Regions from separate parts of the Homo sapiens genome. Here region 1 is linked to region 2. Evidence: chromatin loops called from intact Hi-C (ENCODE). Cell type or tissue: heart right ventricle. All regions are shown on one strand. Links, peaks and the distances in the headings refer to the core of each region. The heading gives the core; the rest is flanking DNA. Region 1 holds the start of NKD2 (NKD inhibitor of Wnt signaling pathway 2). Region 2 has its middle 28 kb from the start of SLC12A7.

What was found. Peaks named below come from ENCODE experiments on the same cell type or tissue, not always from the same donor. Only the 100,000 strongest peaks of a DNase experiment are listed, where the experiment ranks them.
Region 1: a loop joins it to region 2, with 2.1 times the contacts of the local background. A loop is called at or near these places in 43 of 110 quality-filtered maps.

What each region holds. Positions count from the first base shown.
Region 1 is chr5:1,005,639-1,017,120 of GRCh38, forward strand. NKD2 (NKD inhibitor of Wnt signaling pathway 2) reads left to right here and starts at 3,164. Exons shown (of 10, transcript NM_033120.4): 1 at 3,164-3,444; 2 at 3,541-3,576; 3 at 3,843-3,922. The coding sequence starts at 3,420. RefSeq lists enhancers at 1-506, 1,660-2,425, 2,426-3,191, 11,301-11,482. In heart right ventricle, for the core only: CTCF peaks have their summits at 3,066, 4,684 (motif pointing left) and 5,662 (motif pointing left); DNase peaks (open chromatin) are centred at 2,810 and 3,073; H3K4me3 peaks cover 2,263 bases; H3K27me3 peaks cover 2,615 bases.
Region 2 is chr5:1,134,426-1,145,907 of GRCh38, forward strand. It overlaps a transcript of SLC12A7 not described here. Among named protein-coding and RNA genes, the nearest start is that of SLC12A7, 28 kb to the left of the region's middle. RefSeq lists enhancers at 2,745-3,277, 6,069-6,912. In heart right ventricle, for the core only: a CTCF peak has its summit at 6,068 (motif pointing left); a DNase peak (open chromatin) is centred at 6,056.

The DNA of each region.
Region 1 (11,482 bases), core at 2,058-10,057, 130 kb before region 2:
CGGGCCCAGGAGAGGACACGCCGGGCTGGCATCACGTGAGGAGAGCGTCCAGCAAACCACACTGGTCCCGAGGCCTCCACGAAAAGTAGATGGGCATCTCGCGGCAGCCACCACTGAGGCAGCACCGGGAAAGCATGGTGGGTGCCCACTGGCCCCGCAGAGGGCAAAGGCATGCACACGCCAGAAGGGAACGTCAAGGGGAGCAAAGAGAACCCCTTCCTCCTGGAATGGCTGAGGGGACCAGGCCGCTCTGTGATGCAGACATCTCAAGGGGCTCTCCCTTGCACTACCCCATGTGGACTTTAACTCCCAATTTGGAAAGTAATGATGTCATCTTCTGTGGTCTCAGGGTCCTAGTGAGTGTGTGAGGATAATAGTGTTACATGTTATGCAAAGGGATTGTGAACTGGCATGGGGGTCAGGTTTGCAGGGCCTGGAGCTGGTGACTCCAGCTCTAGAACAACCCCAGGCCGGCTCTGCCCTACCCAGGAGAGATGGTCATAGGGGAAAGAGTCCAGTGGGCATTGGAGGCGTAGGGGCCACTTAGGGTTGCCCTTTGAGCTGACAGTGGGGTACAGATTCAGCTCTGCAGTGCCCCTAACCCCCACTGCGGATCCACCCGGGGGAATGCCCTGAGGACACGCGAGGTGAGGGTCAGGCGTGTCCTGCTGGGTGGGAACTCCGGACCCTCTGGGAAGGAATGGGTGAATCGGCTGCTCTCACTCTCCAGCTCCCACTCAGAGGAGCCCTGGGGGATCCCATTCCTCTACCTCAGAGGACTCCCAGGACACTGTCTGAGCCCAGTGGGAGGAGGACACACAGCCCTGATCTGCCAGTCAGTGGGGCTGAGGGTCAAGCTGTGCGCCTTGTGTGCTGGCGGCGTCCCGCCTGGGATGGATGGAGATGGTCTGTACTTTCATGGGTGAATTGTAGGGCCCCTGAATTGTATGTATCTCAATAAAGCTGCTAAAGAATAAATGTAAAACCTTTGCCTAGTAACTCAGGTTCACTGGAGTGCATGGGGAGTTTCTGCTGTTTGGACTCTGCATGTGCCTAGTTCCAAGTGACAAGGTGGGTGCGAGGGCACGGCAGCCAGTGCAGGCCCAGCCTCATGGGCTCCTCCAGCTTGGGCACCCTGTAGGGTGTGGGGTTGGTGCCATGGCCCGCCCCCACCCCCCACCTCCACCTGTCCTCCCAGGACACTTCCTCCCCCAGACCTCCTGACATCTGCATTTAGCAAGGACCAGAGCTCAGTCAGCAGAGGAGTGAAACACAATGGCCCTTCCCCACCTGGCTGGGGCACCTCAGCCAACCTCCCCCAGTGGGACCTTCTCGGGGTCTTGGGAGGAGGGCCCATGCATGTGTGAGGCAAGGCTCCCAGCCACACAGGGGACACGAGCCCACCAGCAGATCTTCACCCAGGGTGGCTCATCGGTCCTCATGTAAGGGCAGGATTTAGAGGCACGGGAAGGGCTGCAATCCTCAGGCTGTGCTACTTTGCATAACATGTAACACTATCATCCTCACACACTCACTAGGACCCTGAGACCACAGAAGATGGCATTGTTACCTTCCAAATTGGGAGTTAAAGTCCACTTGGGGTAGCGCAAGGGAGAGAGGAGGGGCCGAAAGAGCCTGGGAGGGTGGCCCTGGCCCTGAATCTGGACGCCTGGACGCTATACACAAGGGCGCTCTGAGCCCATCGCAGGCACGGCCTGGCCGGGTGCAACCCTGCTACCAGGTGCCAGAGCTGTCTGCCTGCAGGAAGTGGCCCCTCCACTAGGGTTCTTCAGAGGATGGTGGGAATGGCTCGCAGGCAAGACTACTCCCAGGAGGGTCCGTGTGCCCTTGTTCATGTGCTCGCCCACAGCTCATGTATCTGCGGACAGCCAGCAGGGGAGGCTGCTGGGGTGGGGGGCGGGCCTCTGGTTTAACTTTCCGTTTTGCCACTGAGCAGCCTAGGCCTCTGTAAAATCGTGTGATGGCGGCATCTGCCCCGAGGATGGTCTGAGAATGGGAGGCAGTAATTGGAGTGAAAGGGCTTGGCTGGACGTCAGCTCCAGAGGTGCAAGTCAGCACTGGGCAGCCGCGGAGCTGCGCTGCTCAGCTGTGAGACAGGGCTCCAGCCAGGGGAGTGGGAACAGAGAGACCGGGTGGGACCTGGGCCAGCTTAGCGGAGGCCTGGCAGGGCCGGAGCTGGGCAGGTGAGGGGTCCCGCACCGCCAGCCTCGGAGCTCCAACTCCAGGGACGGGAGCTGCCCTGGCAGAAGGTGGGGTCACCCACTGAGGTTGGAGACGTGGGCGTGGCAACAGCCCGTGGGGAAAATGCTGAGCTAGCTCTTGAAAGGCTGGGGAGATACAATGTATCAATGCAACAGGGCGTGGCAGGGAGGAGAGTCATGGGTAGGGAAGGGAGAAATGTCCCAGAAACAGGAGCAAGTTAGGGTTCCAGGAGGAAGTGAGGGAAGAAGGTTCCTCTGAAGGTAAATAAGGAAGAGAGCCCTGAGGTACCCAGCAGGGTAGGAGGCAGAGAGGGGGTCCAGTGAAGGGTACTGAGGGACGGGTCTCCAGAGCCAGCTGGAGGAGCTTGAGATGAGGCCAGGGAGGTAGCAGCTGAAGCCACTGAGTTGGACACGTGGAGGAGGCAGCGCAGGTGGCCAGGCTTGGGGCTCCTGGGAGGCTCCAACACCCTCAAGGCACAGGTCGGAGGAGACCCTGCTCAAACCAAGGACAAAGTGAGGGGGTGCAGGGCCCTTCCAGCCGGGGCCGGGGGGGGCCAACGCTGGTTCTTCATCAATTTGGAGCGCCAGGAGAGGGCGGGGATCTAGTCCTGCCGGATACCACCCCCCTTTGGGCTGCCCACACCCCCACCCCCTCTCCAGCAGCCAAGGGAGGCGGGTCCTCCCTTTCAAAGGGAGGTGCCCTCAGGCTCCTCTGGAATTGGGGATCCCTTGACCCAGGACGGCCTGGTGAGGGGTCGGAGCTGACTCCCGCCAGGCTCCGCTGCAGCACCTGACCGCCCCCACAGGTGGCCGGGCCGGGTCCTCATCGCTGGTGGGGCTCCAGGCTGGGAACGGGGGTCGAGGCCGATGCGCTGCGGGCAGCGGCCGCCGGGGGCGCTGCGGGGGCCGCGGTTAAAGCCCCGGCGCGGGCGCACGCGCTCAGAGGGAGCCGGGCCGCCGTCGCTGCCGCCGCTGTCCCCGCGCCCTGCGCCCGGTGGCCCCCCACCTCCGCCCCGCGGCCGTACCTGGCGCCCCCTGGCTCCCCCGGCCCCCGCGCGGCGTGGAGCCATCTTCCCTCACCTCCTACCGGCACCCTAGCTTGCTCCCGGCCCATGCGGCCCCCGCGGGCTCCCGGCCCCGGCTTCAGAACTCAGCCCTGCACCTGAGCGCGGGGCCCGGCGGGGCGTGGCGGCGGCGATGGGGAAACTGCAGTCGAAGCACGGTGAGCCGCGGGCCGGTAGGGCGGGAGGGCGGGCGGGCGGGCGTGGGGCCGCCTCTCACTGTCGTTTTCCTCTCCCCGCGTCCCGCCGTGCCGCAGCCGCCGCCGCCCGCAAGCGGAGAGAGAGCCCGGAAGGTGAGCGGGCGAGCCGACGGGCGGGGCGGGGGGCGGCGACCCGGCCCGGGACCCTCAGAGCTAGGAGCCCGCGCGCGTCCTGCCCTGGAGCCAGCAGTGGGGGGACGGGGCCGCGGGTCTCCAGGAGCGCGCGGGACCCCCACGCCTGCCCCTGCGCGGTCTCCAGGCGATGGGGACACAGCGAAGGCGCAGCGCCCGCGGGGCTCACGGCGCGTCTCTTTCCCTCCTCGGTGCGGGTTTCCCGCGCGTCCGCCCCCGGACCGCAGGGGACAGCTTCGTGGCGTCCGCGTACGCGAGCGGCCGCAAAGGCGCGGAGGAAGCGGAGCGGCGCGCGCGGGACAAGCAGGTAGGCGGCGGGGCGGAGGCTGGGGTCGCGCTGCGCACCCGCCCGGGGGCGGGGAGCGGTGTCAGAGCTGTTCCTGGTGCCCGCCCGCGGACAGGCGAGACGTGGGCCGCCATGGCCGCACGAGTGACCGGGGGCCAGGAGAGCCAGTCTCTCCCCAGCCTCCACGACGTCTGGGGCTCCCGTGGGGCGAGCCCTTGCTAGTGTCCCATGCTGAGTGGCGGGTAGGGGAATCGGAATTCCTTGTCCTAGGCTGGGAGCCGTGTGGGGGCTCCATGTTTCGGGCTGGAGGAGCTGGGCGAGTGGGAGGGGCTGGACCTAGACGTCCCGGGCTGGGGGTCCCGGGGAGCGGGAATGCAGTACCCCGGCTGGATGAGCTGGAGGAGTTGGAGGAGGGGTGGGAGCTACAGACCTGGGGCATCACTGGTCATAGCCTCAGTGCTCAATCAGCAAACATGGCCAGAGTCAGAGGCCTCGGTGCCTCCCATCTCTGGGAGGGGTGACCACAGGCCTGCTAGAGGCTCAGGAGACAGAGGGACATCTGCACAGCTGTGGCAAGGCTGCAGAGACTGCAAGGCTGGCTCAAGAGCCAGGCGGCCCTGAGGGTGGGTGAGGAAGGTGCTATGTCCAGGAGCAGAGAACTGTCCAGGTCTGGGGCCCTGGAAGGGCCTGGGGTAAATTAGACCTGCATGTTTGCTGAGCGTGAGAAAGCTAACATTTGATGGTCATCAGTGTCAGTGTGAACTGTATCGGTGCAGACAGCCCCACCAGGTGGCCAGGCCCACACTTGCCCCTTGCTTCCTCCCCCACTGTCCCCAGAGGTCCCCAGACACAGAACATGCCGGGTCACGCAATCAGTTTCCTTTTTGGAAAGACATTGTTCTGGCAGTTGATTAAAAAAAGTTCTGGGTGTGTTTGGAGACATTTTCTGCAGCTCTGTCTTGAGAAGGGGCTTAGGTCTGCTTGGAAATTAACATGCAATAGAGTTAGGATTGGTGCTTCCTGAGAGTGACCATCTAACGCCTGTGATGGTGGGAAGCACGCTGTAAGGTACAGTAAGTTGGGTGGTCCTGTGAGCCTCTATCCGGGACAGGGAGACCAGGGTGAGGTCATCCAGGGAGCTGTCCCCGCCCCAATCTGGCTCTCTCTGCCAGTTACATTTGCACAGGGGCTTGCTGGTGAGTGGATGGTGCCACTTAGCAGCCAGGTGCTCCTGGTATGATTAGTCAGTGATGTGAGCACCTGGGGTGGGCGGGCGTTCACCTCTCTCGTGGTCAGGGCTTTGGCCGGCCCCTGTCCATTGGCCCACTGGCCTGGAGCCTTCTCCCTGGGAGGCGCTGCACCATGAACCTTAAAATCCCTGAGCCAGCGCCCTCACCATGAAGTGCAGCTCCCAGGGCCATGGGGCAAGGCCAGTGCGCTCTGGAAAATGCAGGTGCTCCTCATGTGACTACGATGTCAGCGTGAGGGCTGCTCGTGGGCGTTTAGACCTGCCACTCTACACTGGGACATTTTCTTTAGAGAATAGCTTGGGAATTGGGGCTTGCTTGGATTGTTACCTTCTAATTTTGCCATCATTTCATGAAAGAAAACTCCTTTCTAAGTTAAAATGAACAAACTCAGAATCAAAGGCTGTCCTGTGAATTAAATACATTTCAGCTTTCAGACAAAAGTGCTGCCTTTCTGTATTTTCCGCCTCTGGCCATGACTCCTCCCACCTGGCATGGAGACCCCAGGGCCCAGGTGCGCCCTCACCTGGCCAAGTGCCCTCCCTGCCACATTGCTGTTCCTCTCACCTGGCAGCTGTTCCCCCTGCGACAGATCCTACTGACGTCCAGGAGAGTCGCAGGCCACCACAGCGAAGTGTCCCTCTGGCTCTCACCTTCTTCTTTTGTGTTGTCCAGAGCCTCGCCCATCGTCCTTGTCCTCCCAGGTGGTATCCACTGAGGAGGGCCAGTCCTGGGTCACCCAGGGCACCCCTTGTGATGCCTGGCTGGGGCCAGCGAGGGGACTCACTCCTTCCCTTCTCCAAAGTCCACCTCCTGGTTCCGTGCGAGGCATCCTGGGTGCCACAGAACGGTGGCAGAGAACCCTGTGGAGATTGGGCGCACTAAGAGCCAAGACCTCCGACCTACCCTCTCTCCCCAGCCCCCAAAATAACACAAATGAGATTGGCTATTATTAATTCCCTGTGAGCAATGCTGGCTCCTGCCTCTGTACGTGTCTGAAAACACCAACAGCAGCACTTTCCCAGACAGGTGTGTCTCTGCACCCCCGACGTGGCTCTCCCTGGCGACTCTGCGGAGCGCCACACTTTGCTTTTGGCGGGACCCGCACGGCTTCATCACCGAGTGTCCCTGAAGGGCTAGGGCCATGGGATCACTGGTGACGGTGCCGTGAAGGTCTGGAGAGTGGATTGTGAGGGATCCGGAGTCCCTGGGGATGTGCGTGGGTGAGGAGTGGTGCCATGGTGGCAGTGCACTTGTGTGGCTGTTTTTCCAAGTGGTAGTGACTGCAGGGAGGATGGCTTCAGGCCTGGGAACAGGCTGCCCCTGCACACTCACCCTCACCATCTGGTCTGCGAGACTAGCTTTAATTTCTACAGCGCTCCCTGAGGCTGGCGGAAAATGGTTCTGAAGACAAGAGTCACTGTTAACTGGAATGTTGTTGTGAATGGAGCACAGGCTTCCATGAAGTAGTGCTGAGGAAGGGTGCGCTGGGGCTAACTCCAGAGGCAGCATTGTAGCGAACACTCGTGACAGACCAGCCAGTGCGTGGAGGAGGCCGTGGCCCTGGCCTGCACGGGGGGCTCTTGCCCACATCTGCAGGAGGCAGCAGGCACGGCTCTGAGTGGCCCGTCTAGGGCAGGTCCCAGCTTACAGGAGGCACTCGCCAGTCCCATCCCCATGCCACGGCCCTTCTGAGTGTGCCAACATGGTACATGTTTCCTGGAAGGGAGCCAGGAGGACCACAGTCGTAAGACCTGCTGGCTCTGTCCAGGGCTGAGCTCCAGGCCAGGGCCCAGGCCTTCACCTGCACTGGCCTCTGGCTTCCAGCAGCAAACTCCATCTGCCCTCAGCATGGCCTTGCTCACGGGAACTGGGCTCAGCCCCACTACATGGCTTGACGCCTTCCGACTGGAACCAGCCACAGTGCCCCAGAGGCTCATATGCCTGCAGCTGGCCTTCCCCCAGAGGCAGGGGTGGGGCTGCCCCTTCCCTGCCCCTTCCCTGCCCCTCCTGGCCACCCAGGAGCCAGCGCTCACCTGTCCTCTGTGGGTCCAGAGAGCTGGATGTGGCAGTGGGATGCCCAGTTCTTGGTCAGTGGGAGCAGTTTCTTGTAGAAGATCCTGGAAAATTCTTCATGGCTTCAAGCACAGTCTGGACGCTACCGCATCAACACAGAGATGCAGGGTGGGGGCAAGATACACATTTGCAGGAGAGACTCGGGCCAGTGCACGTGCGCCCAGAGACAAGGCAGTGTGGACCATACTCTGCTTGGTGCTCGGCCACGTGCCACACAGAAGGAGAGGTTGTGGGTGCCCAGTCCACCCAGCTCTGCATTTGGGGGTGCAAGCCACTCCAAGATGTCCAGGAGAATGGCAGCTTCCAAAGGGAGCAGGGGTGCCTGGGGATGCCTCCAGCACAGACTCTGAGGGCCAACCTTCTGTCTTCTGTGACTCATGTTCCGGGACCCTGTGTCCTCATGGAGCTGAGGCCCATGTGGGGCTTTGTGTCAGAGCCGGCGGCAGCTGCAGTGTGTCATGGCTGCCCTTTGCTTTCTTTTTGGTGCCCTCTGTGTGCCTGGCCCTTGGATACAGGCAGCCGTGTTCCTACCCTGGGATGTGGCCCAGCCATGTGGCGAGGCCAGCACAGACATGCACAGAGGCTCAGGCACAGAGGGAACCGAAGGGAGTTGCCAGGCCACCTGGTCATCCCCCCTTGTGGGAGGCGTCGAGGTCACCTCTGGGCATGACACCTGATGCCCAGCACCTGAGAGCCATAGGACGGGTTGGATACCATGTATGTAGTTTCTGTGCCAGCCTGGGCCTTGGGCCCACTGAGGGCTGTGTGTGCGCCCAAGCTCTCCACCAAGCCGCAGGCATCCCCTGTCCTGCAGCAGGGGCTCTGGGGTGCTGACTGGGAGAGCGTGCTGACTGGGAGAGGCTGCTGCCGGTGCCTGGCCATGAGGTTGGGCCAGTGGATCTGTGTTGCCCATGGTGGAGGCCGGAGGCTGGCCAGTGGCGTGGTCCTGCCCGCTCGGGTCACTGTACCTGGACAGTGCAGATGTGCATTCTCAGTGTCGGCCCCTGTGTCTGTGAAGTGCATCCTGAGAAGCCCTGCACATGGACCAGGCAGGTGTCTGGATGGAGGCCCTGGAGCACAGAGCGTCCCTGCCACAGGGCCTTGGGCTAGAGTTGGGGGTTTCACAGACGAGGCCATCTGGGGCAGCTGTCACCCCTGGACTTCCAAAACAGCTTCCTGAAGCTAAAACTGCCCATTTTGCTGCTGAATGAGCTGAAGTTTTAGATTTCTGCAGGTGAAAGAAGACAGGTGGCTGCACCCTGTTCTCCTCAGTGGGCTGAACCACCATGGGAAGCCTGGTGCTGCTCCGTCCTCCTTCCTTCCTACTTGTGGCTGAGTAATTTGAATTCCTTTGAGGTTTTCATCTTGTTTTGGCTAAAGAGCTTACATCTTTCCTTTTCTTAAAAAACCCAGGCTGGTTTGCAATCCTCGGAAACCAATCATCAGCCCTGCAGCTTTGGGCCGCCGTATGCCTGCATTAGGGTGTTGGGGGTCCATCAGACGCACACGCGACTCCTGGGAGCCGCGGGAACTGTGGCTGGTGCCGGCCAAGGCAGTTGTGCCAGAAAGGGCAGGGCCGTCTCGAGTACCCATCCACGAGTGCCCTTCGGTGCCCTGGGCCCCTGCTGTGCATGCCTCCCGTGTGAGCAGCAAGGTGATGGTGAGATTGGAAATGCAGTTTCATCTGCCTTGTAGGAGTGGCTGGCTCTCCTTTGCCCCTGGGTGGGCACCGCTTGTTCAGAGCTGGCAGTAAGTCCATGGCCACCCCAGGTCCAGGCCCCGACTGGGGGAAACACACACCTTGCCACTGTCCTGTCTAGGCTAGGGTTGGGGGTTCGGCTCTTTCTATTTCTCAGGAAGCCAGGAGTCTGGGCCAAGGGCTCCTGTCCTCCACCCCCGCTTTGCGGCCAAGGGATACCCACTTGGTCAGCCCCGACAGAGGCTGTGAATGAAGTCCTAGTCAAAGACCATAGTTGGGAGCCACCATATGGCCGTGTTACGTGTGGCCCCCTCGCCAGCACCAGGTTTCTGTCATCCCATCGTTAGCAGAGGCGGCTTGCATGGTGGCTTGACAGCCTCTGGACCCGGCTTCGGACCCGGTGCTGCCACTCACAGCCTGGCCACATCCCTCGTGCCTGGGCCACCTGCTTCCCCTTGTGGTCCTGTGAGGAAAGACAAAAGGGACAGCTCCACGCTCCATAAGGCCAGGCAGCGAGGGCCACCTGGAGAGCAGCCAGGTGTGGCCGGGCCCCTTCCTGGCCTTTTGCCCCAAGTGCCGGGGTGCTGCAAGCCAGAGGGGTGCGTGAGTCCGTGAGCTTGTGCCAAGATGCTGTGGGCCTGATTCGTACTGCACAGTCATCTGAGCTGTCAGCAAGCTCTCACTGGTTGGCAGTGCCCACAGCCTCCCTGGCGTGGCCAGGTGTGGTGGGAGCAGAGGCCAGTGGGTGGGAGTGGGGTCCACCGTCCTTCCTGTAGAGAGGAAGCCTCTGGCCTCCTGGCTGCTGTTCTTGAGTTGGCAAAGCCACACTTTACGGAAGCGGTAGTTCTTGAAGCCAGACACACCTGAATTTGGAGTTGCCCAGCCTACCCCAGAATTTGTAGACAGCTACCTGCCAGATCACTGGGTCCCTGGAGCTCTGAAGGCTGAGCCCTATGTCCTTCCTGCAGGGCTCTCAGACAGATGCCTGCATCAGAAACTCCCTGGGTTATGACGAAAGGCCTATGACACCCCTAGGGAGTTGGGGAAGCCTCAGGAGCATCAGGAAGCAGGAGGAAGCAGGAGCCACTGCTGGGGTGAGGTCAGCATTTAGAGGCGGTCCTGCCCGCACATGCTGCCGCCAGCATTTCAGGGTGGGCTGCTCCCAGCAGGACTGCAGATCGGCCTGTCCATGTGTGGAACCCGAGGGGGCCTGTGCTGCGTCCTGGGGCATTCATGCTGGAGGGTTCCTGTGGCTCCGTCCTCTCACAGGTCTTACCAGCCGTGGCCCCTCTCCTGTTGGACTTGCCTTCCTGAACATGGGGAGGGGTCCCGAGCCCAGGACCCCTAATCAGTTCCAAGGGCTCCAGAGCTTTCAGTCTCTGCCACCTTCTGAGCCGTCGTCTGTCACAGATCATGACCGTCAGCTGTCCCTGGAGGTGCGGAAGGAGCCCTTCCTGTGGGGCTGCTGGGTTAACGCCGGAACCATGGGGAGCAGAAGGCGCGGTGTGTGAGAGGGGTCTGCCCAGGTAGCAGGATCCCCCCCCACACCGGACACTTCCCCAGCGTGGGGCGGAGCTCGTGGTGCTGGCCTGGAGGGACACACGGTGCTGACCTGGCTGCCGCCTCTGGACTGCGAAGCCTGGACCTGCTGGGACAGGAGCCTTGCAGAGACCCCGATCCGCTCTCACGGCGAGCTGCACCCATGCTGGCTGATGGGAGCTTTAATCTGCTTTCATGTTGGCAAATACTTGGCAGGGCACCCTTTGGCAGCCTTTCACGCTGGCGTGAAACAAATTGGGTCTGTTCGATCCTGTCCTGCGCAGAGCTGGAATTCACTGGTGGTGATGGCCAGCCCTTGGCAGCTGGAGGGGGAGGGTTTGTTTTCCTTTTGTTCTGCAGAATTTTCCAAGGAAATCGTAAATAGTTTTGCGCACCAAAATCAGAGAAGCTAAAAAGCACGAAATATTGTAATACAAACATTCAAATTGGAGATTATTTTAATGGTAAGTGTCTTGGCGGATTTAGACTGAGAGCCTTGCCAGAGGCCGATGGAAACGGGGGTCCCTCCTTGCTGTCTCCAGTGAGGTTCTCCGTGAGGCACTCACGTCGGTAGCTGGCAGGACCCTCCAGGGCTCCCACCTGCCCTTAAGGCCGTGGTCCTGCGTGGATGTACTTCCAGGACGAGGCCTCTCACATCCGCTAAGGGGGACGTGACAAGAGCTACAGCAGCTGTTTTTGGATAACAGAGCCTACCCCATCCTCCTTTCCACAAAGGATAACAGAGCCGACCTCATCCTCGTTTCCCCAAAGGATAACAGAGCCGACCCCATCCTCCTTTCCACAAAGGATAACAGAGCTGACCTCACCCTCCTTCCCACAAAGGATAACAGAGCAGACCCCATCCTCCTTCCCACAAAGGATAACAGAGCCGACCCCATCCTCCTTCCCACAAAGGATAACAGAGCCAACCTCATCCTCGTCCTTCCCACAAAGGATAACAGAGCCGACCTCATCCTCGTTCCCACAAAGGATAGCAGAGCCGACCCTATCCTACTTCTC
Region 2 (11,482 bases), core at 2,128-10,127:
TGCCATTTCACTTCAGCCTGGGCAATAAGAGCAAAATTCTGTTTAAAAAAAAAAAATTTGAACACCCATGAAGACGGCTACTATCAAAACAGGAGAAAATGAATGCTGTAAGAATGTGAAAATACGGGGCCCTTGTCTTCTACCGGTGGGAGTGTAAATTGGTACAGTCCATACGGAAACAGAACGGCAGTTCCTGAAAAAGTTAATAGAATGACCCTCTGACCCAGCAATTTCACTTCTGCACGTGCTATAAAGAACTGAAAGCAGGGACTCGAACAGATATTTGCACACCCGTGATTAGAGCAGCACTACCCACAACAGCCAGGTGGCAGAATCAGCCCGAGAGGTGGTGAGCAGATAAAGCCATGAACAAAACAAGTCGGTCCACACAGCGGGATGTTGTTCCACCTTAAAAAAGAAGGGCACGGCCAGGCGCGGTGGCTCATCCCTGTAACCCCAGCACTTTGGGAGGCTGAGATGGGCAGATTACCAGGAGTTCGAGACCAGCCTGGCCAACATGGTGAAACCCCGTCTCTACCAAAAATACAAAAATTACCTGGGTATGGTGGCGGGGGCCTGTAATCCCAGCTACTCGGGAGGCTGAGGCAGGAGAATCGCTTGAACCCGGGAGGCAGAGGCTGCAGTGAGCCGAGATCTCACCACTGCACCCCAGCCTGGGCGACAGGGCAAGACTCCATCTCAAACAAAAGACATTCACCTTCCTGAGCCTCGGTTTGCTCATCTGTAAGATGGGGATGAGTAGATGGAAAATGAAAGGAGAAACATCTGGAAAGACTGTGGGGCCAGCCAGAACCTTCCTAGTAAGGAAATTGAAAGGTGCATTTGCAGCTGAGCCTGTGAGATTTTGACTAAACAGGCAGAGGGAGTTCCCAGGACCCAGGAAGTCAACCACACACAACCACCATGCTCCGTTTTCCAGGGCCTTGGACAAATGCCTCAACACTAGGCCCGTTTCCAGGGCCTTGGACAAATGCCTCAACACTAGCCATTCTCGCTCCAGCCCAGGTGCAGTCAACTGTGGGTGATGTCACCTGCGGCCCTCGTCCCCAGCCCTGCTGCCCCGGGATCCAGGGTGGCCATGGAGATACATGATGCTGGTCCCAGGGTTGAAGTCGCCACAGGGGTACAAAGACAGCTCCAAAACAAGTCTAGGGCGGTGCTTACCCCTAGTGCCATTTCTGTAAGTGTGAACATGTGCAAAGTGATGCCACACGCAGCTTCAGGTGCGTGCATGAGTGGTGACAGTGTGACGATATTCCTGGAAAGACAAACATCCCATTCAGGGTTTACTGAAGGCTCAGCTTAAGTCCCTCGCCCTGGTAAGGGCAGGAACACACCAGGTCTCTTGCAGAGGAGTGCAGTTTCACAGCTGGTGGGTTTTCCAAAAATATCTTCAAGAGTTTGACAAACAGTGCCAGCTTGGACTGCACCATCCCCACATCCAAAACGCACTCCCCGTTTCCCTCAACCTCCCTGCTCATCCTGTAAGTTTCCCACAGAAATGGTGGCCTCGTCGGCCCTGCGGGGTGCAGGGGTAAGCAGCACACCATCTCCAGGCCTGGCTCGGGTCCAGAGGACACGGATGCACATTGCCCCTTGATTCATGCTGAGATTCCCATGTTTAAGCAAACAGCTGCTGATGAGAAGGTTCAGAGGCCATGGAAGAGGAGACTGCGGAGAGGCCACAGGAGGAGGGAGAATCGTGGCCGTCTCTGCTCCTGCAGGCACTGCTGTGCGGCTTTGTCCTCCCAAGGAACCATCCGTGCAATAGAGGGAAACACTCCACTGTCCCTCCAACCCAGCTCCGAGAAATCACGACTCCTCCTGACACCCACCAAGACATGAGACACGACTGACACACAGACATGTGCACACACCCCAACACCAGGACACGCAGGCACACACGTGCTCAGACACCAACACCAGGACACGCAGACACACGTGTGCTCAGACACCAACACCAGGACACGCAGGCACACGTGTGCTCAGACACCAACACCAGGACACGCAGGCACACGTGTGCTCAGACACCAACACCAGGACACGCAGGCACACACGTGGTCAGACACCAACACCAGTACACGCAGGCACACGTGTGCTCAGACACCAACACCAGGACACGCAGGCACACATATGCTCAGACACCACCAGGACACGCAGACACACGTGTGCTCAGACACCAACACCAGGACACGCAGGCACACATGTGCTCAGACACCAACACCAGGACACGCAGGCACACACGTGCTCAGACACCAACACCAGGACACGCAGGCACACGTGTGCTCAGACACCAACACCAGGACACGCAGGCACACGTGTGCTCAGACACCAACACCAGGACACGCAGGCACACACGTGCTCAGACACCAACACCAGGACACGCAGGCACACATATGCTCAAACAGCAGGACACGCAGGCACACATATGCTCAAACAGCAGGACACGCAGGCACACATGTGCTCAGACACCAACACCAGGACACACAGACGTGCACACATACCACCAGGACACACACACATGTACTCACACACCACCAGGACACACATGTGCACACACACCAACAGCAGGACACACACACGTGCTCACACACTCCAACACCAGGACACACATGCAGACACACGTGTGTCTACAGCCAGTGTTTCCCAGCCCAGAGCTGGCTGCACAGAGCCACACCCAGCCACAGTGAGGCCGCTGCAGTCCCGGGTTTTCACCCCCTCAAGCTCACCCTGCCCCTACTCCAAGGATTCATGCCCCCATCACAGGCGGGGCCACCTGTGCCCTCTTCCCAGAGCACTCGAGGCCAGGCACGATCCGGAGCCACTTCCTGCGTAGCCCCCTCCATCTGTGCCCCGAGAAACCAAGGACTCCGAAGGACAAGGATCAGACCACGAATGACAAAGAACCTTGGCCCAGAGAGCCAGGACTCCATCCCTGACTGCCTGCCTCCCCACCTTGTTTCCTTACAGCTCAGCACCTGCCAGGGACGTCAAATACACCGCACCCAGCCCCAGGGGGTCCCCACTGCTAGAAGACCACCTTCAGCTCCAGCTACACCTTCCCTTCCCGTTGTCCACACCTTCCCCCTCCTCCTCAACCTGCCTGGACGTCCAGACCCCCCGAGCAGGCACTGAATGACCCCGTTCCCCTCCGGGTGGTCCCCACTCATGTCCATGGCCTCATCCTGGACTTGGCAAACAGGGCCCGCCCCAGGACTTCGCACGGCTGTCCTTGGGCCACACATCTGGGCGATTCGGGGCCGGGGCTCCTCTTCCTGGACATGGCCTCTGCAGGTCAGGCCCTCCCTGCTCGCCCAGGTGCGTCATCAGAACCCTTGGTCTGGCTGGCGGAGAAGACAGCACAAGCGCCTGGATCTGCCCCTCCCCCGGCACCAGCTCCCCGGGGCCTGGCGCACTGTGAGGAGAATCATGGATGTCGGCGCCAGCGCTGTGGAAGACACCCTAAGGGGGTCCAGTGAGCTGTGGCAGAAGGAGCAGTCTCTCTTGCCGGGCTGGTTCCTGGGCTCCTGGTTCCTGAGTGACCCTGGAGCAGGGATAGCCGCCGGCACCCGCCCCTCCTCTTCTCAGAAGTGGTCACGCTGTGTCCAGAGTTGGTTCCTTCCAGTGGGTTCTTGGTTTATGCTGACTTCAAGAATGAAGTCCCAGATCTTTGCAGTGTTACAGCTCTTAAACGTGGCACGGACCCAAAGAGTGAGCAGCAGCAAGATTTATTGCAAAAGGGGAAAAGCGGAAAAAAACACAAACCTTCCACATCATTGAAATGAACCCCAGGGCACCACCCACTGCCGGCGGGGTGGGGCAGGGCAGGGCGGCTTTTATTCCCTTATTTGACCCCACCCACATCCTGCTGATTGGTCCATTTTACAGAACACTGATTGGTTCATTTTACAGAGTGCTGATTGCTCCATTTTTACAGAGTGCTGATTGGTGCATTTACAAACCTTTAGCTACACACAGAGCTGCTCATTGGTGTGTTTACAATCCTTTAGCTAGACAGAAAAGTTCTACAAGTCCCCACCCTACCCAGAGGCCCAGCGGGCTTCACCTCTCAACCTCATAGGGCCTCCTCCTCTGTGTGCCTCTCTCCTCGTCTGTTTCTGATTTGCCAGTGGGCTTAGAGCCCGCTCACATAAACTGGGGCGACTTCAGCTGGAGATCTTTACCCCACATGCAAAGATTCTTTTCCAAATAAGGTCATATTCTCGGGTTCCAGGAATCAGGACATAGATGTAGCTCTTTGGAGGCCACCGTTTAGTTTACTACAAACCTTGAAACCAAAACAGGATCAAGGTCCAAACTTAGAAGGACTTGGGCTCCAGAGAGAGGCCCAGGAAGCTAAGCCCCACTGCCCGACACAGCCCTGTGTGCACAGTGGGAGCCCCAGGGTGTCTGTTCAACTGCAACACACAGCTTTCTACCAGGTCCTTAACACATGCTGGGTCCTAACATGTGCCCTGAGGTGAGCCGGGGATACTCGACTCCAGGGCACTGGCCAGAAGCCTTGGACCTGCACCCACCACCCAGGCCTCTGAAAGGAGAGCAAGCTGAAGTCTTGACTTTGAAACAGCTGCAGGGGTCGCCCCTCACCCAAGCTTGGGGTGGGGGGGGGGCTCTGGGCGGCAGCAGGTGCACTTTGGGAGCCTCCGATGGTCCCCACAGCTGGGCTCCCTCCTCATCCCCATGGGCGTAGCCCACCAGGTGGCTGCTGAGTCCTCATGGTCCGTAGGCAAGAGGAAGGGGGAAAGTGTGAGCCCTTGGCCTCCACGGCAGCCGGCTGGGATCCTGGCGGGGGACCCTCGCTGGTAACAGCATCTCCCCAGGACGTGCGGCCCCAGTGCCTGCACCCAAGCCCAGCCCTGGTGGGGAGCAGCCCCTGGAAGGCAGGAACCACTCCAGGCAAATGCAGCTGGTGCTCAGCTACATCCTCACGAGGGCCCTGGGCCCCAAACCAAGAGGCGGCTCAGCCTGACAGATGCGGTTCTGGGAGCTGGGGCGGTTGACACTGCCTGGGCCTTGCCGGCTTGGCCTTCTCTGAGGGGTGGTGTCCACACAGCAGCAATGGTGCCACATGCCGGAACCTGGAACCGAGGTTGCCTCGAGAACTGTTTGGGCAGTGGCCCTAGCGGGTGTGGGTGCCGGGAAACAGGAGGCAGAGTGGCCCCCATGTTCCTCTGTAGGCGTCCGCACAGCCTGCCTTCCCCGAGTGCACACGGCGAGCTTGCTTGACCCTGGGGTGGCCACGGCCCACTTTTGTGACCCACGTCCCTCCTCCCGGCAGGCCCCGTGTCTTTGGGGAAGGTGAGTAATTCTGAATCTGGTTCCCGAGCCCCACTTCCCAGTCTAGGGCCACTACGTCCCCACGGTTCTGGGACACTTGCTGAGACAAAGGCAGATTTTGTGAGTCAAAAGGGACTTTCCACATCTCCAAACGGCGTTTCCGGATGCATGGGCCTCAGGGCTCTGATCCCAAGAAGTGCCAAGAAGACCTCTGTGGTCACAGATGCGGACCAGGCCGGGACATGCTGGAAGGTGTCAGGACACGCCCGGCCTGCACCTCTGTCTCCCAGAGCATCCCAGGTCTCAGGGCATCAAACGCTCCGAGGTCGGTGACCAGGCACCACCGCCTTGGCCTCAACCAGCACCCCAGAGGCGCCGTCCTGCCCTCAGAAGGCCCCCCAGAAACGCTGTTTCCCATCGCTGGCTGGCTGTCTCGTACCAGCCGCTGCAGCCCCGGCCCACCTGCATGCAGGGAGCAGGGCCCCATGGGAACCCAGGCAGATCCCCCTCCTGAGAAAGGTGGCCCTGCCCCAGCCAGCACATCCCAGGCGATGAGGCATGTGATCCCCATGGCCCCTCGGGTGAATCCTGACCGCCAATCTGCACACACAGCCACACCTGCGTCTCCATCTCCCTCGGTTCTGTTCCCCCCCACCGGGTCTGGAAGACACTGGTAAGCAGGGGAGGAGGAAACAGGTGCAGCTCCAGCGAGGCGGTGCTCCCTGCTGGTGAGTGGGTGCCCCCTGCTGGTGAGGGGGGGTGCTCCCTGCTGGCTTCCCCTCCCCACAGCTGTCCCTGGAGGGAGGCGTCATTCTGTAAACAGGGAGATGGGGTTCAGGACGGTGCCAGCATGCCCAGCAATCCCGGAGTTCCCCGTGCTCAGGAACTCGCACCGCTGGCTCCACGCTCTCTACTCCAGTGGGACAAGAAAGCTCTGCTCACCAGGCAACGAGAGGCGCAAGGGCGGAGCCCAGGGCCCCGGGGAGGGCTCAGGTGGCTGGCGGAGGGGGTGCAGGGAAGGGAGATTCACCCAGGAGGGCCATTGACAAGCACTGGCTGGGGAGGGATGTGGTCACTGCACCGGCATGACAGCTCGGAGTAGCTTCTAGGTGACCACGCCATGGGAGAATGTTCTGAGGGGAACCCCTTGGGAGGCTCAGCATGAGGCAGAGCCGTTGGGGGCTGCAGCCAAGGTGGGCAAGCTGGGCCTGGGCCAGTTCAGAGCAGCCAGGCTGAGGGGGAGGGTGGACACGGGACGTTTATACCAATACGCTCGGGCCGCTGTGGAAATGAGTGCAGCCAGGCTGTGCACACCACAGACACGTCTCGAAGCCTCGGGCCTGAAGTCCCAGGTCAGTGTGTGGCTGGGCTGCTCCCCTGAGCTGTAGGCGGGCACCGGTTCCGGCCTCTTCTTGGCTTGCAGGCCCCAGCTTCTCCCTGTGTCTCTGTATCGTCCCTGCTCTGTGAGTGTCTATTTCTGTGTCCAAATTCCCCCTTTTAATAAGGACACCCGTTATATTGAATTAGGATGCACCCCTGTGAGCTGTCACTTGATGACCTCTGCAAACAGCTCCCTCCCAATACCATCACATTCTCAAGTGCTAGGCAGTAGGACCCCCAGTCCTCTCCCAGTCCTAATGGAGAGATGTCACTGAGCCTGTAACTTGGCTGTCCCAGCCGTCCCTGCTGCCACGGGCACCACAGCCGCCATGGGCACCAGAGCCGCCACGGGCACCACAGCTGTCCCTGCCTCCCTCTCTGTGCTCTCCCCTGGCTTGTTTTCTGTATCTCCTGGGATGGAGGCTCCCTGGGGACTGTCTTCCCCACTGTGTCCTCAGCACCCAGACCTCACTGGGACAGCAGCCACTAAGCTTGTGTGGTCACTGAAGTTTATATTTAAGTTAAAATTTTTTTTAAAAAATGAAGAATCCAGGTCCTCAGCCACAGCAGCTACAGCTCAAGTGCCGATAGCCACATGTGGCCGGTGGCTGCTGCATAGGACAGCGTGGACAAGGAATAACTCCGTTGGTGCAGAGAGGCCACTGGACACTCAGGCAGAGACAAGAGGGTTCGCCGGGACAGATCAACAGATGAACAAATTCAGAACAAAATGCTTAGTGAGGGAGAAGTGAACTTTCATTTTGCCCAAGTCACCATTATCATGGGTGCTGCTGGCAGGATCAGACCTGGTCATGTGGAGTCTGAAGTGCTCCCAGCCACCAACTGTGGCTGTTGCTTAGAGATACCCCTCTTCCCTGCAGCCCTGCAGGACTTCCCGGGGCTTCCTGGCCTCCACCTTTGCTTCTGGTGCTAGAGGCGGGGCAGGTGGCGTCAGGGTGGCCACTCCCCTCCCCAGAGCTGCACTGGGCCGCAGTCAGTTCACCCGGCCACCCCTGGCAGCATCTCTGGGCCCCAGACAGGGCCCCTCCATACAGAGCCCAGACGCTCCACAGGGCAGGGGCAGCCCAGCCCTATAAGCCCTGGTGCCCCCATAATCAGGAGGAAGAAAACCTCCCCCGTCTCCTGTCCCCTCTCTCCCCTCTCCCCTCCCCCCTCGCCCCTCCCGTCTCCCCTCTCCCCTCTCTCCTCTCCCCTCTCCCCTCTTCCCTCTCCCCTCTCCCCTCCACCCTCTCCTGTCTCCCCTCTCCCTTCTCCCCTTTCCCCTCTCCCCTCCTCACTCTCTCATCTTCGCTGTCCCCTCCCCTCTCTGCCCTCCACTCCCCCCTCCCCTCCCCCTCCCCTTTCCCCTCCCCACTCCCCTCTCTCCCCTCTCCCCTCTCTTCCCTGTTCTCTGCTTCTCTGTGTGTGTCTCTCTCTCTGTCTCTCTTTCTGTCTCTGTCCATCTGTCTCTGTCTGTTTTTCTGTCTCTGTGTCTCTGTCTCTCGCTGTCTCTGTCTGGCTGTCTCTGTCTCCCTGTCTCTCTGTCTCTGTCTCTGTGTCTCTCTCTGTCCCCCTCCCCTCTTCCTGAGCCACTGCCCAGAACTCCAGGCAGGAGGTGCTCACGGCCCTCCCCACATCTTCCCCCTAGAATACCCGTGACCATCAGCTGCCCCCCCCATACACACCCCTCCCCTCCAATCCCAAACTCACTCAGAGCCCCTGTTCTTTGGGCAACGTGCTCAGAACTCAGGGGAGGTAAGGGGGAGTAGGTCAGCAGAAGAGGAAATGGACTTTCCTGGCCCATTCTCCATCCTGGGAGGGCACTGGGCCCTGGGCCCCAGGCCCCGGGCCCCGGTATTCATGGTAACGGGGGCTGAGAGGCGGCCAAAGAAGGCTTGTTCCCGTGCCGGGCACCACAGAGCTTACGGCTCCATCTGTGACACGGGCCTTCCTTCCCTGAGGGCCCCAACACAGCCTCCTGGGCAACATGCCCCTCCATCCGCAGGGTCAGAAGCCGCAGCTCAAGGATCACCTGCGGAAGGTGGCATTTCCCAAGACCGGAGCTTCCCGACATCCCGCCACCTCCCGCAGCGCTGGTGCCAGTCCTGTCGGATAAGGGGCAAGTGTAAGACCGGCCTCATCAGCTCCAGCAATTGTAACAAAGCGCCATGGGCGGGGGCTTCAACACTAGAAATTGTTCCCTCGCAGCCTGGGGGCTGGAAGTCCCAGACCAAGGGGCTGCTGGGCGGTTTCTCCCAAGGCCTATTCATGGCCCGCAGACGGTGGCTTCTCCTGTGTCCTCCCACGGCCGCTCCTCTGCACACACGCATCCCTGGTGTCGCTTTCTCTTCTTACAAGGACACGTCCTATTGGGTCAGGGCCTTCCTCACAACCTCATTTAACCTTAAGTCCCTCCCTCAAGGTCCTAGCTCCAGATACAGTCCCGTTGGGGCTGGGCCTCAGCTGCGAATCTGGGGGCACGACTCAGTCGGCAGCTGTCTGTGTCCTGCATGCGCCTCCACTGACCTTCCCAGGGTTCTCCCTGTGTCCTGGTGCTGCTTCTTCACCCAGAGCGCTGCCACCCACTGCTGAGCTTCAGACATGTGACCTGCCCAGTCCCCTCTGCAAGCCCTGCACCTTCCTCAGTACCAACCAGCAAACCCGTGGCTGCACCGGGGCCAGCAGACACTCTCGGGCAGAGTGCTGGGCACCCTGGCCTCCTGGGCACCCTGGCGCTTGGCACCCTGGCCTCCTGGGCACCCTGGCGCTGGGAAACCTGGCCTCCTGGGCACCCTGGCGCTGGGAAACCTGGCCTCCTGGGCACCCTGGCGCTGGGAAACCTGGCCTCTTGGGCACCCTGCCCTCCTACCCCTGGCTGGCTCGGGCGGCTGTCACCAGTGTGTTCTAAGACTGCAGCCCAGAACCAAGAAATAGGGAGGGGGCGAACAGCCCTGCAGGGAGGGGCACACCCGCCAACCTCAGAGAGGGGACCTGGACGCACCCACCACCCTCAGGGAGAGGACGTGGACGCACCCACCAACCTCAGGGAGGGGACCTGGACGCACCCGCCAACCTCAGGGAGGGGAAGTTGGCCGGCGCAGCGCCGGGTGGCGGGAGAGGATGGTGTCTGGGGCTTACGCCATGCCCAAGCTCCCACAAGGCAGGGGCCCACGTCCCGGGCTCCACGCCAGGGCCTTGCTCTGCCAGGGCAGCTCAGGGCAGCTCCGACAAGGAGTGGCCCCTTTGAACGAGATCCTGGAGAGTCAGGGTTTTCACTCCAGCTTTAAACCAGTTGCTCCCAGGCCGCCGCCACTGCCCCCACCCACCTGTTCTTGGTCCCAGCATCATCATGACAATTTGGGGGCAGGAATTCAACTGTGGAACGGGAGGAGCCCTCAGCTCCGGGTCACGCTGGGTGGAGGGCACGGTGAGGTCACGCTGGGTCATGGTGAGCTGGTGAGGCAGGCAGCCTGGTGGGCACCCGCCTTGAAAATGACCCCTCAAACCAGCGGACCGCACCACACTTTACAATTGAGTACAGCTATTTATCCATTAACACCTGTACCACTTCCAGACCAACAGATCACCAGGCTGCAGTGGGGACATGTGAGAAAATTACAGGCAAGGAAGCAAAGACTAGAACCAGGTGTGTCTCTGAGTTCCAGCCCTGCTGAAATGCCCGTCTGAATAAACAGGGGCCACTGCCATCCCGGCTGCGCATGCACAGGCCTCCGAGCGGCAGAAAGCAGGGATGACACCAATGTGGCTTTAAACCAGTGTTCAATTCCCATGGCTGATTCGGAACGTCCTGAGGCAAAACGTGAAGTTTACTGCATCCGAGGAAGGAAGTGCAGCACCCACAGCAGCAGCCAGCACCACTGGACCAACCGGGCCGGGGCTGGGGAAGGAGCATGTGCTGTCGGCACGGCCAGGCCGGGCCTGGAGGGCTGGAGAGAGCCTGCGTGGGACAGCAGCTGGAGGCCGCAGGGGGCCCAGGGATCACCCCTTCTTCAAAGGGAACCTGGCCGAGAACTCGGCCCTCACACTTGGGTGTGGGGTCTCTGGAGACAGGACAGTGAGTGGCCACAAGGGCCAGGCAGGGGCCGCTGCCAGTGGGCCTGGAAGACCAGCGAGGGCTCATGTCCATCACACGGTCTGTGCAGTAAATGATGGCCGGTTCCGCAGACCCCCTCCCTGTGGGGACACAGCTGCTGGGGTGGTCACCCCTCCCCCTAATTCCCAGCTGAGGTGCCCCTGCAGAAGCCCCGAGTGCCCAGCGGGGTAATTGCGGCCAGGTGCTTGCTCTTGGAGCACTGAGGAGCCATCGGAGGCTGCAGGCTGCCTAGCGGCCAGGCTTGCTGCCCCTTCCTGGAATCTGCCCACAGGAAGTCAGAGGCTGCCAGCCCCTTCACTGACCTTTCCAGGACCAGCCAGGAAGGGCTCACAAAGGATGTTATTTGAAACAGGAAGGTCCCTGGACAAAAATATCTCTTCCAAGAGGCCTGAAAGAGCACCTTGCAGAGAGTAATTTAGATTAAACAGGACCCCCTCCCTGGAGAGCCTGCCTAGGTGTGAATTGATTTAATCAAACTGGCCTCCTCTCAGAAAACTAGAGGCCAGGATCAAGCGCCTCTGTCCTCTGCAGAAGGAAGGGGCTGGGGGTGCGGGAGGGTTTAGTTTATCTCTAGGCCCCTACTGTCTGCTTGCATTTTCTTTTTGGTATTTTTTGTATTGTGATAAAATACACATAACATTTTACCATTTTTACCATTTTTGGGTGAGC